Linked DNA regions of Homo sapiens: region 1 is linked to region 2. Evidence: chromatin contacts called from ENCODE Hi-C or POLR2A ChIA-PET data. All regions are on one chromosome and are shown on one strand. The core of a region is the stretch at or near the end of the contact, and the rest is flanking DNA. Distances in the headings are between cores, read along the strand shown. Region 1 overlaps HIPK2 (homeodomain interacting protein kinase 2). Region 2 overlaps TBXAS1 (thromboxane A synthase 1).

Region 1 (5,722 bases), core at 310-2,809, 310 kb before region 2:
AGGGGACCCATTAAAACCATAGCAACAAACAATTATAAAGATTATGCTAAGAAGATGTGGGTACTTCGGGTAGACAGAGAAGTGTAAATGGGGTTAGGAATTGCATTAGGAACACTATATGCTCAGAAATACCAATCTTTAAATTAAACAACCTATCGAACTGCCTTTACATGGTGCACTGCTGGTTATAAATGTGCAATACCTGATGGGGGGAAAATTCCAGGAGAGCTTATAAAAGCATGCTAGAAGCATTAAAATTTTCCAGCCATTTCATTATTTGTCATTCAGCAAATGTTAATATTTCTCTTTGTATTCCTACTGAAGCTTGAAATTAACATGGCTTTTTGTTTATTTCTTCATTTCTGCCTCCTTGTCAGCTCATCTCAGGAATGCAGTTGGTTAGCTAGCTGCTGCAGAGCCAAATAAAAAAGCCTAAAGAAACTCAAACATTGACTGGCAAAAGGCTCTGCATGAAAAGGCATTTGTTTTTTAACCTCTCAGAAGTAGAACATTTAGCTTAAAATAAATATTTAACATCTAGGATGCTTTTATCAAGAATCATTTTGACATGGACATTAGTCTTTATCCCAAAAGCCAGATACCCTGGGGAGCAAAGTTCGCTGCAAATGTATGCAAAGGAATAGCGTGTGCAGGATACAAGGAGGCCGGAAGGCCGGAAAGCAGGGGGAGTACAGGATTTCCTAAGGTAAACCGATCTCTTAAGAATGCCTGTTCCCCTCCCGCAAATAATCATTAAACAGAATTCAGCATAAGTTCAGCATTTTCAAGTCACTCAGGGACACAGGTACCCGGGAATGTTCCCTCTGCCCCTGGACTGTTTGTGTTGGATTCCAGCCTGGCTCCTCCTGTCCCCCGACTGCAGGACTGTTTCCCACATGGAATCACGATTCAGTCACGATTAACACCCTCCCCACAGCGTGGCTGGTGCCCAAGCAGCCCCAGTAGGGCTTGGGCCTTGTGGAGGAGAGCCCTCCCCTGGGTGAACAACCCAGACAAGCCAAGTCAACTCTGGTTTTGGGATCGAACATTAAATTCACGTCACTGGCTTTAATTCTTTCCTTACCAGGTGCCTTGGGTTTTGAGGGGATGCTGTTTTATGAGGGCTTTTGTGAGGGCCAGGGATGTTTTCAAAACTACAGGGCTTGGCAGACATGGGTACTGAATGTCCCCAGGAACAAAGTAACCAGGGATTGTGTCCAAAACTGGCTTGAAGAAATGCCTCAAATGTAGCAAATCATTTTTTAAAATTCATGTTAAGATCGGCCAACAGCCTTCAGAAGACAGAACCTTTTTCATGTCTGTGGCATGTGTGTGTTCACGTGTGCTTCCTGAATTTCCCAACCAGGACATGAAGAGCACAGCCCACTGGGATTTTTTTGCTGGTGGCTTCCCATTTGGGAACAGGCTCTGAGAGACAATCTGAGCGGGCTTCCTGTGTTGTCTGAGGCCAGCTTCCACAGGGCTGCCATCAGTCAGCCCATTACTCAGCCATGGGCCCAGTGAGGCAGCCACAGGGCCACTGTGCTACAAGCACCCTCCCCGCCCCTGGTTTTCGTGCCATGGGTTTCCTGTGGAGAACATCGTCACGCTATATTCATCTTTCCTCTTAGCTGGCGCTGAGTCACTCCATGATAAAGCCACTCTTCAAGCTCTATTTTGGGTACACTTTACACTCTGAGGGAGCCGGTAACACATCTCTCCTGATATAAATGTACAGGAGAGCCCGTCAACCACAGCTCTCTGATGGAGCCTACAAGTTGCAATTGGGTCAATGTTTTCACTGCCACAGCACTTAATCACTTGAAAACTTTATCTAAACTTGTGAAGTTTTCCCTGCTTTTAGCTTTTCATTCTTTTTGGCCTGTTTTGATAACAGAAGCATGCTGCCGTCCATCCCAGGTCAGAGCTGGTGGCAGGAGAGAGGTGGGTGGGAGAGGAGGGAGGACACAGCCCACTTCTCAGGTCCTTCTAAATGGTCTTTATTAGCGGATTTCAAAATTTTGCAGTGAAATTATCAGAACACCTGGCACCTCCACATTTAAATGGAAGCACAAACCCAATTCCAAAGCCAAAGGCTTCTTCCGGAACCCCTGCTGTTTTCTATAATCAGCGCCAGTGCTGCACTCCCCTCGCCTCCTCCCGCTCAGTGTGGGTGTCAAGAGGTGACCACAAAAGAGGCTGCTCAACATCACCTGAGAACAAAGCCTCCTTTCCTGCAATTCCAAATTGACTTTTGCTGTACAAGAAAATTAAGGATGCTGTGGCTACCACCAGAGAGCACATTTAAAACTCCTCACATGAAAGGCCCTTGCACTCCTGGGAAAAATATTCTCACTTTAAGGAGAGTCACAGCGTGCGGAGCCTGGACTTTCCATGCACCAAGCCCTGGGTCCATGCAGCCACCACTGCTCCAGGGAGCAGAAGGTCTGATGTTCTCTGAGCTGGAATCTTCCTACATTTCTTTGTCCACTGACTGGGGGCCCTGGTTCTAGGACAGCATCTCCCCTGGTGCTGGAGGTGCTCAAACCACCATGGCCTGGCCTGAGTGGGCTCTATCTTTTCCAGGGCAGGCATCACAGTGGAGCCCTCGGATCTGGCTGACACTCCTGTTACTCGTGCACGGCTTATGTCATGCTGGTACAGACCCTGGGCCATGTAGAGGACTCATGGTGAGATGCCAATGTGGCTACTGCCCCAGCTTCTGCCCTCACTTGGCACATACCATAGACCACGTTGCTTCCACTCCTCAGAAGGAAAACCCCCTCTATTGCCAAGCTGTTCAATATTCACGACAGGCAAGGTCCTTATGATTCAGTCCTGTTACCTCTCCAGCCTCATCATCCACCACATGCCCTCACTCACTCACTCATCAAACATCCACTGAGAGCCCATAGTGAGTCAAGACCTGGGCTTGGCACCAGGAACACTGGGTAAAACCCATCTCTAGCCTCAAGAAACTCATCCATGAGCAGGGGTAGCCAGACCTGTAACTATACATGTGCAATGAGGGGTTGGAATGAAGGGCTCTGTTGAGGCACCTAGGACAGAGATGTCAGTTCCACCTTCTTCAGGTGCAGTGTGGACACCACCTCTTACGGGAAGCTTTCCCTCATCCCTCCCGCTGCGTGCCTGTGCCCTCCTCTGGGTCCCTGTGGTGGGTGGGGCCGTAATGACTGTGCTTGACTGCTCCTCAAGAGCAGGAACACTGTTTTACTCATCTCCTCCCCACAGCACCCTGCACCATGTCCTGCCACACAGTAAGTGCTCCATGCATGTTTATTGTTTCAAATGCGCCTAATGGTAAATCTCAGACTCTGAGTCAATGGCAATCTCCCAAAAGCACTGTGTTAAGGACCCGCGTTCCCCTTTCTTCTAACAGAGGGGACAGAAGGCGCTGGAAGACTCCAGTCAGGACATGTGACTGCTGGAGCAAGCCTAGCTGCTCATGAGCTGTGTGCATTCCAGAGATGCTTCTGGCCCCTCTTGCCCCTTGTCCCCTCCTCTGTAGGACAGTGGAGGGCCCCCTGGCATCACAGGGCCACAGACAGGAAGTGGGGTGGAGCAAGAGAGGCTGGTCCTTTCTGGGAAATGACAGAGCAGCAAGAACCAGACTTTCTGGTGGGAGAGAAAGGAGAATGTGTGTTCTCTCTTAAATATAAGGCATTTTTACCACCAACACGCCACTCAGTAAGGTCACTCCTGGGTTGATGAACAAAACCTTGCTGTTTGTACAATATTTAGCATTACCTGGAAGGGCCTGGCTCTCACCTCGGAGCCTGGACGTGACCTGCTTCATGCTTAACTATATAACACGCGTGCCACACACGAGGATAAAAATGCGAACAGAGACTGCATTAGCTGCCTGTTAATGTGTAACAAGGTACCGCAAAACTTAGTGCCTTAAAATAACCATTACTTCATGGTTGCTCTAGGCCAGTGCTTCAGCAGCGGCCTAGCCGGGTCTGGTGCAGGGTCCCTCATGAGGCTGCGATCAAGATGTTTCCAAGCTCCCCAAGGCAGCTGCGGTCTGTGAGCCTCAGCTCCTCCCTACGGGGGCCTCCACAGGACTGCTCACAACACGGGAGCCAAAGCGAGAAATACCAGAGAGAGAGACACACGCATACCAAGACAGAAGCTGCAGAACCTCTCAGAATCTAATCTTGGAAGTGAAACACCGTCATTTCTGCCAGATTCTCTGGGTCACACAGACCAATCCTGGTGAATACCAGGAGGTGAGGGTCATTAGGGGCCTTCCTGGAGGTTGGCTGCCACTGTCATACCCTGGCAATGGCATTCATACCATTGGCAGGCAATGGCATGTCATACAGCTTCATGAGGGTTGGCTATGTCCTTTCCAGAGTAAAATAGATAGATTCATTATTCTGTATTACACCAACAGTTAGGTCTTACTCACTCTCCTGTGGTTTTGAAGGGCTACAAATACTTTAGAAAATAGTTTTAAACACTGAATGGGCTTGGAATTTGGGGAGGGGCATATATATAGAGAGACATACCTCATTATATTGCCCCTAGCTTGACTGAGCTTTGCAGATACCATGATTTTTTTTTTTTACACAAATTGAAGGTTTGTGGCAACCGTGCATCGAGCCGGTCTATCAGTACCATTTTTCCAAAAGCATGTGCTCACTTCATGTCTCTGTGCCACATTTTGGTAATTCTCACAATATTTCAAACTTTTTCATCATTGTGATATCTGTTATGGTGACCTGTGATTAATGATCTTTGATGTTACTATTGTAATGGTACTTGTGTGCCATGAATTGCACCCATATAAGATGGCAAACTTAATCAAACATGTGGTGTGTATTCCATCTATGAGCTGTTCCCCCATCTCTCTCCTTCTTCTCGGGCCTCTCTCTTCTCTGAGATACAATAATATGGAAATTAGGCCAATTAATAATCCTACAATGACTTCTAAGTGTTCAAGCGAAAGAAAGAGTTGCATGTCTCTCATTTTAAATCAAAAGCTAGTAATGATTGAGCTTAGTGAGGAAGGTATGTCAAAAGCTGACACAGGGCTGGTTGTGGTGGCTCATGCCTGTAATCCCAGCACTTTGGGAGGCTAAGGCGGGAGGACTGCTTGAGGCCAGGAGTTTGAGACCAGCCTGGATGACACAGTGAGACCCTATCTCTACAAACAAAATATTTTAAAAAATTAGCTGGACATAGTGATGTGTACCTATAGTCCTAGGTACTCTGGATGCAGGAGAATCACTTGAATCCAGGAGTTTGAGGTTGCAGTAGCCTATGATTGCACCAATGCACTCCAGCCTGGACAACAGAGAGAGACTGTCTTAATAACATAAAAAAAGCTGAGACAGGCTGAATGCTAGGTCTCTTGTGCCAAACAGCCAAGTTGTGAATGCAAAGAAAACATTCTTGAAAGAAATTAAAAGTGCTACTCCAGTGAACACAGGAATGATAAGAAAGTAAAATGGCCTTACTGCTGATATGGAGAAGGTTTTTTAGTGGTCTGGATAGAAGATCCAACCAGCCACAACACTCCCTTCAGCCAAAGCCTAATCCAGAACAAATCCCTAACTCTTCAATTCTGTGGAAGCTAAGAGAGGTGAGGAAATTGTAGAAAAAAAGTTTGCAGCTATCAGAGGTTGGTTCATAAGGTTTAAGGAAATAAGCCATCTCCATAACATAAAAATGCAAAGGGAAGCAGCAAGTGCCC
Region 2 (5,683 bases), core at 1,083-3,582:
CAAGCCTACACTGCCCAATTGTAAGCGAAGTCCCTGAGGCCGGAGAAATCAAGGTATCCATCAGTGAATACAGGGTATTAAGAAATGCCAAAGCTTACTGCTCAAGTTCATCTCCTGCTGACCCTGCGGCCCTGCTGCCTGGGCCTAGAATGGACGCACTTCTCCACAAGGCCTTGTCTTTCTTGAGATTCTCACAGTGTGACCCGAGAAGCATGCTCCACAATTTCTTATCAATTGAACACTAAAAATCCCATCTAGCTATGGGATGCCTAGTTTCTCCTCCTGGATTTTGTGGTTAAACCCTTCTGTCTCCAATGCAATGTAGCAGTGAGCACAGCTCTGGACCCGCATCCCAAGGCCTGAGGTCTAACGCTGCCTCTGCCCCCTCCTTTGCTGTGCAGCTTAGGCAAGTCACTTCACCTCTCTGGGCTGTGGTTCCTCATCCATCCAATGGGAGGGTTGAACTGCTCTTTGTTTGCTTTGCTTTGCTTTTTCTTTTTCTTTCTTTCTTTTTTTTTTTTTTTTTTTTGAGACACAGTCTCACTCTGCCACCCAGGCTGGAGGGCAGTGGCTTACTGCAGCCTTTGCCTCCCAGGTTCAAGTGATTCTCCTGCCCCAGCCTCCCAAGTAGCTGGGATTACAGGTGTGCACAACCATGCCCAGCTGATTTTTTTTGAGATGAAGTTTTGCTCTTGTTGCCCAGGCTGGAGTGCAATGGCGTGATCTGGGCTCACTGCAACCTCTGCCTCCCAGGTTCAGGTGGTTCTCCTGCCTCAGCCTCCCGCGTAGCTGGGATTACAGGCACCTGCCACCACACTTGGCTAATTTTTTGTATTTTTAGTAGAGATGGGGTTTCGCCATGTTGGCCAGGCTGGTCTCAAACTCCTGACCTCAAGTGATCTGCCTGCCTTGGCCTCCCAAAGTGCTGGGATTACAGGCGTGAGCCATTGTGCCCAGCTGCTCTTCCCTTTTTACTGTCCTATGACTGGTCTCCCAATGCCAGCTGAGAGTGTTGGTCTGATCTCTTTTCTTCTAAGCTGGCCACACAAATGGACCTCAGTTACTCAGTAGCCCTTAAAATCTGGTACCAGTCACCATTTAGGCCTCTGGACATCATCCTTGGGCAAAGGAGGCTTTTTTTTTAAGCTTGGGCCTAGCCCTCCCCACTTATATCCTGGACTGTGAAAATGGACCGAGTGGGCAATAGGGAATTCAGGATGAGCTGGAAAAAAAGAAAAAAAAAACTCCTGCTGCAATAAATTACATCACAGTGGAGATCTCTTTCTACCCAGAAAATTCTGAGCCCAGACAATGGCTCATTTATTTCAGACAATATTCAATACAACAGAATTCCAGGTCAATAGAAGGATTTCTGCAGGTTCTTAGAGTTGGTAGCAAAGGGATTTAACCCACGGAGAAAAGAGAGCTGTTCAATAATAGATTCCCAGGCGTGAGGGAGGCCTTATTAATAAATCCATCGGTGGTCTGCTGAAAATGCTGCCCCCTCCCTTGCGGGCATCCCACCTGACGACAGTGGGGGACTGATGCACCCAGGGCCCTGACCAGGGAGGACGTTTGGGTAAATATTTGGGCAGAGATGGCTGCTGCTAGAATGGTGAGCAGAGCTGGGGAGCGCAGGAAACGGCCCCTTTCTCCCAGGCCCTCAGATGAGACATTTTTATAAACATCCAGGCAGGCAGCCTCTGAAGACTCCTGGGCTTTACAAACACATCTCGTATTCTATAGTCAGCTGAGACCATGCTTTGAGCATGGGCGGTAAGAGGAGCAGGAAGCAGGAGGGGCGGGGAGGGGTCTGGCACCAGCTTTCTAAATTTAACATGCAGTTGCTTTTAGGCCAGTGGATAAAAAATAAATTCCAGTGCTTAAAGCTCTTATCTTTGTTTACCATTTCCCCAAACAGCTAGTGACCTGCTCTCTGACTCCTACAGCAAATCATCAACAAGATGCACACGAAGATGAGGGATGGGAAATGCAGGAGGGGTGTGCGGAGGGCAAGTTGATGGCTCTCCGCCTTCCCGTCACGTTTATTTGGCCTGGCAGAGTGACCAGGATCTGCTAAGGTCATGAGGCTGTCCCTGGGTGGGTGGGGGCGTGGCCATGCTGCATCAGACCGGTCCAGAGGTGGAGGGCACCTTGGGGTCTCTCGTGTGGCTCTCCTGTTGATGAGGGACCTATGAATATCCCACAGCGACCTTTTCAGATGCTCCATAACCTCGTGTGAAAAGCCCCGGTGGACCTGGGCTTGCCTATTGCATTGTGAAGTTGTAGTCCTTTGAAAATCCTGCCCCACGTGGAGTCAGAATCTTTCTTTCTGGGACTGATGCCATGGGGCCTGGCTCCACCCCCACAACTGCATGGCACAGCACTGCCTTTTCCTTGGCCATGGGCTCACCCTGCAGATGGGTGATGATGCGCTCCTGCCTCCCTTCAGTTTGTTCTGTTCTCCCAAATTCTTTCAGTGTGCCTGGTAGAAGCAGTCTGCCAGTCTCCCCTCGCTCCCTCTCATTCATCCCCTCTCTAACTACTCATCCTGCGACCCCACTGACTTGGTTTTGGCCTTGTCCCTGCCACAGTTGACAAATATAATGGCGCGTCTTCTTCTTCATTATTATCATTATTATTACTGGCAATCATAGTCCACTCTGCCTCAAACTCCTAGGTTCAAGTGATCCTTCCACCTCGGCCTCCCGAGTAGCTGGGATTACAGGTGCACACCACCATGTCTGGCATTTTTTTTTTTTTTTTAGAGATGGGGTTTCACTATGTTGTCCAGGCTGGTCTCGATCTCCTGGCCTCAAGCAATCCTGCCACCTCAGCCTCCCAAAGTGCTGGGATTACAGGCGTGAGCCACCGTGCCAGCCATCAATGGTCTCTCTTAGTCTTGAATCTCCCAGGCACTGTCCAGGAGATCTGAGATGTTTTCCAGGGTCCCTTACTTTCCAGTTGCCCTGCCACCTTCCCCTGGGAAGCATTAAGGTTCAATGCTTGGCTCTGTGCTTGTTTTTCTTACCCCTATCCCAGAGGACTCATCCCCGTCTGTGCGATACCATCTCCCCACTTCTACGCCAAGCTGCTCACGGTCTCACCCAGGTGGGGTGGTGGAGGGGGCCTCCAGCAAAATCCTGCAAAAGCTGATCTCCTTCCCCTGGAAGATGCTGCCCCACCCATGTGGTCCTCTTTCTGTGTTTCTCTCAGCCACTTAGGAATGAAACCAGGGAATCCCTTTCATCTCTCTTCATTCCCTGACCCGTTAAATCCCAACACCCTCACCTCCCCTGGTAGAGCTTCCTTTATGACAGTGATTCTGAAATCCAGGCTGCATGTGATAATCCCTTGGGGGACTTCTAAAACAATACCAATTCCTGCACCCCAATCCAGACCGATTAAGTGGAAATGTTTTGGGATGGGCCCCAGCATCAATAGGGAACAGCCAAGATAGACAGCCACTGCTGATAAGGCTTCTCTCTTTCAGCCCCTTTTCCCATTCTGACTACTGGCCTTGTGATTGGAGCACCTCACTTTTGCCTGGACTATTGCAAGAACCTCCTGTCTTATTGACCTATTTCCCAACTCTTTCTACCTCAGCCATCCTACATGTCGTTGTCAGATCACACAAAGCCATTTTCAGTATGTTATCTTGACTCATCAAAAACCTTCAGTGGCTCCCTATTACCATAAAAATAAATCTGTGAATGAACAAATAAATGGTTTCCCAAATACAGAGTAAGTTCTATATGGCACAGAACCGTATCTTATCCCCTCTCTTTCCCTGCCCCTCACCCCACACACTCTGCTAATCGGAGTAAATAGAGGGAACCAGGATCTGTGGGGTGAGTGAACAAAAGCATTTTCTCTGCAAATTAAATGTGGTCCACTCACTTCCCAGTGCAGAGAAAGTGGGCTAGGTGATTTAACTATCACTTACTTAGGGGCTTATTTCTTTCAACATCATATACAGTCAGCTGTGAATGTTCCATACTAATGGAAAAAACAGAATCCTAAATATTACCAAACAGCAGATAATTCAAAGACTCGAATCTAGTTGATGTTGGAATGCGTTTTTGCTTATGAGTGCTGAGTGCTTGTGTCTGATAATTGGGGCAATTTTTAAAAATTAGGTAATTAGATGTGTTTTATTTGTTCCTATTTCCCCCTCCCCCCACTATACACACACACTATATGAATAAATAACTCAGCTCCCAAAACAATGCCCTATTTCTTTCTCTCAGTCCTTTCCTGGAATAGAGATAGTGGTTACATTTCAGAATATTAGCAAGGAAGGGAGAAGAAACTGGGGAGGAGCCTGCAGTTAGAGTAAATAGAAGAAACTAGGATGTCAACAGGCTGCTTTTCAACTGATTCACTGTTAAAATTTTAGGCAGTGTGAACAACCTGTCTGTCAAACTGTTTGCAATATCTACTAAAGCTGAACATACACATCCCTCATGACCCGGCAGTGCCATGCCCAGATGTACACCCAACAGAAACCTGTACTCTGTTCACCAAAAGCCATAAACAAGAATGTTCATAAGGCTTTATTCATAATGGCCCCCAACCTGGGAACAACTCAAATGTCCATTGACAAGGAAAAGGATGGATAAATCGGGGCAGCTCACCCAATGGAGCACCAAATCATGAGGATGAACACACCACAACACACAACATGGGTGACTGTCACAGACATGAAACTGAGCAAAAGAAGGCAGACCGAAAAGCCTGCATGGAAATATTTCATTTATAGGAAGTTCAAGACAAAGAGGCAAAAGTAATCTCTCGTGTTAGAAGTCAAGACAGTGGTTACTACTGAGGGGCATGTGACCGGGAGAGGCCACGGGTGTGCTTCCAAGTGCTGGAAGGTTCTGTCTTGGTCTAAGTGCTGGTTACACAGGAATGCTTACAGTGTGAAAATTCATTGAGCTCTAAGTTTGTGTTTGTGTCATATTTTTCCATATGCGTGTTATTCTTCCATAAAATGTACAAGAGGAAAGGAAGGGAGGGAAGGCTGGAGGGAGGGAAGGTAAGACCAGGTAGGCCCAGGTAATGGAAAAGGCTTGGAATTTGAAGACCTGGATTCAGTTCCAACTCTACCATTAACTGGCCGTGCGACCTGGGACAAGTCACTTCACCTCTCCAAATATCTGGTTTTTTTTCATCTATAAAATAGACAATAAAAGCTGCTCTACCTACCTCACAGTGTGGTTGTGAAGACCAAATGGTATAATGGATGTAAAAATCCATTGGTGAGCAATAAAGTGTTTCACAAGGCAAAACACTATTATTATTCTAGATCTCTGCAGACAGCAATTTCTGCAGCAGGTCAGCACTGTCAGTGAAGCTCAGCCCAGAGCCATCATGGAGAAGACTGATGCCCCGTGGGTTGTGTGTTTGTGTGCGCACGCAGCCTGGTTTATGTTTTTTCATTACATCTCTGCACCTAATCCCTTAATGGCCTGGGCCTCAGAGTACAAAAACACCTGGAAAAATCTCTGTGTTTTTATGAGACGGGTTCTGTCCCCTTCTAAAGCAGGTATAAATAGATGCCATGTACACTCTCTTAATTACTTTTTCTCGAGTATGGATGAATTTCAACATCTAAATCTGCCAAATTATTGAAGCTAGCACAGAGAACTTTCTGGGCATTGGCCAGGGAAGCCAGCAATGT

What was found. Hi-C counts contacts between places; a loop is a spot of excess contacts on that map. ChIA-PET counts read pairs that join two places held with the same protein, here RNA polymerase II (POLR2A). Pooled maps may share reads with other maps.
Region 1: a pooled map shows a loop between it and region 2 (6-fold over the local background). The contact joins two enhancer-like sites. A Hi-C loop is called at or near these places in 7 of 50 pooled maps. POLR2A ChIA-PET finds 5 or more read pairs at or near these places in 3 of 52 experiments (HEK293T, PC-3 and PC-9).

Annotation. Positions count from the first base shown.
Region 1 is chr7:139,679,377-139,685,098 of GRCh38, forward strand. The region is part of intron 2 of HIPK2 (homeodomain interacting protein kinase 2); the gene reads right to left. Among named protein-coding and RNA genes, the nearest start is that of HIPK2, 96 kb to the right of the region's middle. RefSeq lists enhancers at 1,122-2,321, 3,298-3,467. Within about 2 kb of position 1,560, at least 26 of the 41 ENCODE cell types and tissues checked have a DNase peak (open chromatin) inside an H3K27ac peak, as active enhancers do.
Region 2 is chr7:139,993,384-139,999,066 of GRCh38, forward strand. The region is part of intron 9 of TBXAS1 (thromboxane A synthase 1); the gene reads left to right. Among named protein-coding and RNA genes, the nearest start is that of PARP12, 67 kb to the right of the region's middle. RefSeq lists a silencer at 4,693-4,893. Within about 2 kb of position 2,333, at least 3 of the 41 ENCODE cell types and tissues checked have a DNase peak (open chromatin) inside an H3K27ac peak, as active enhancers do.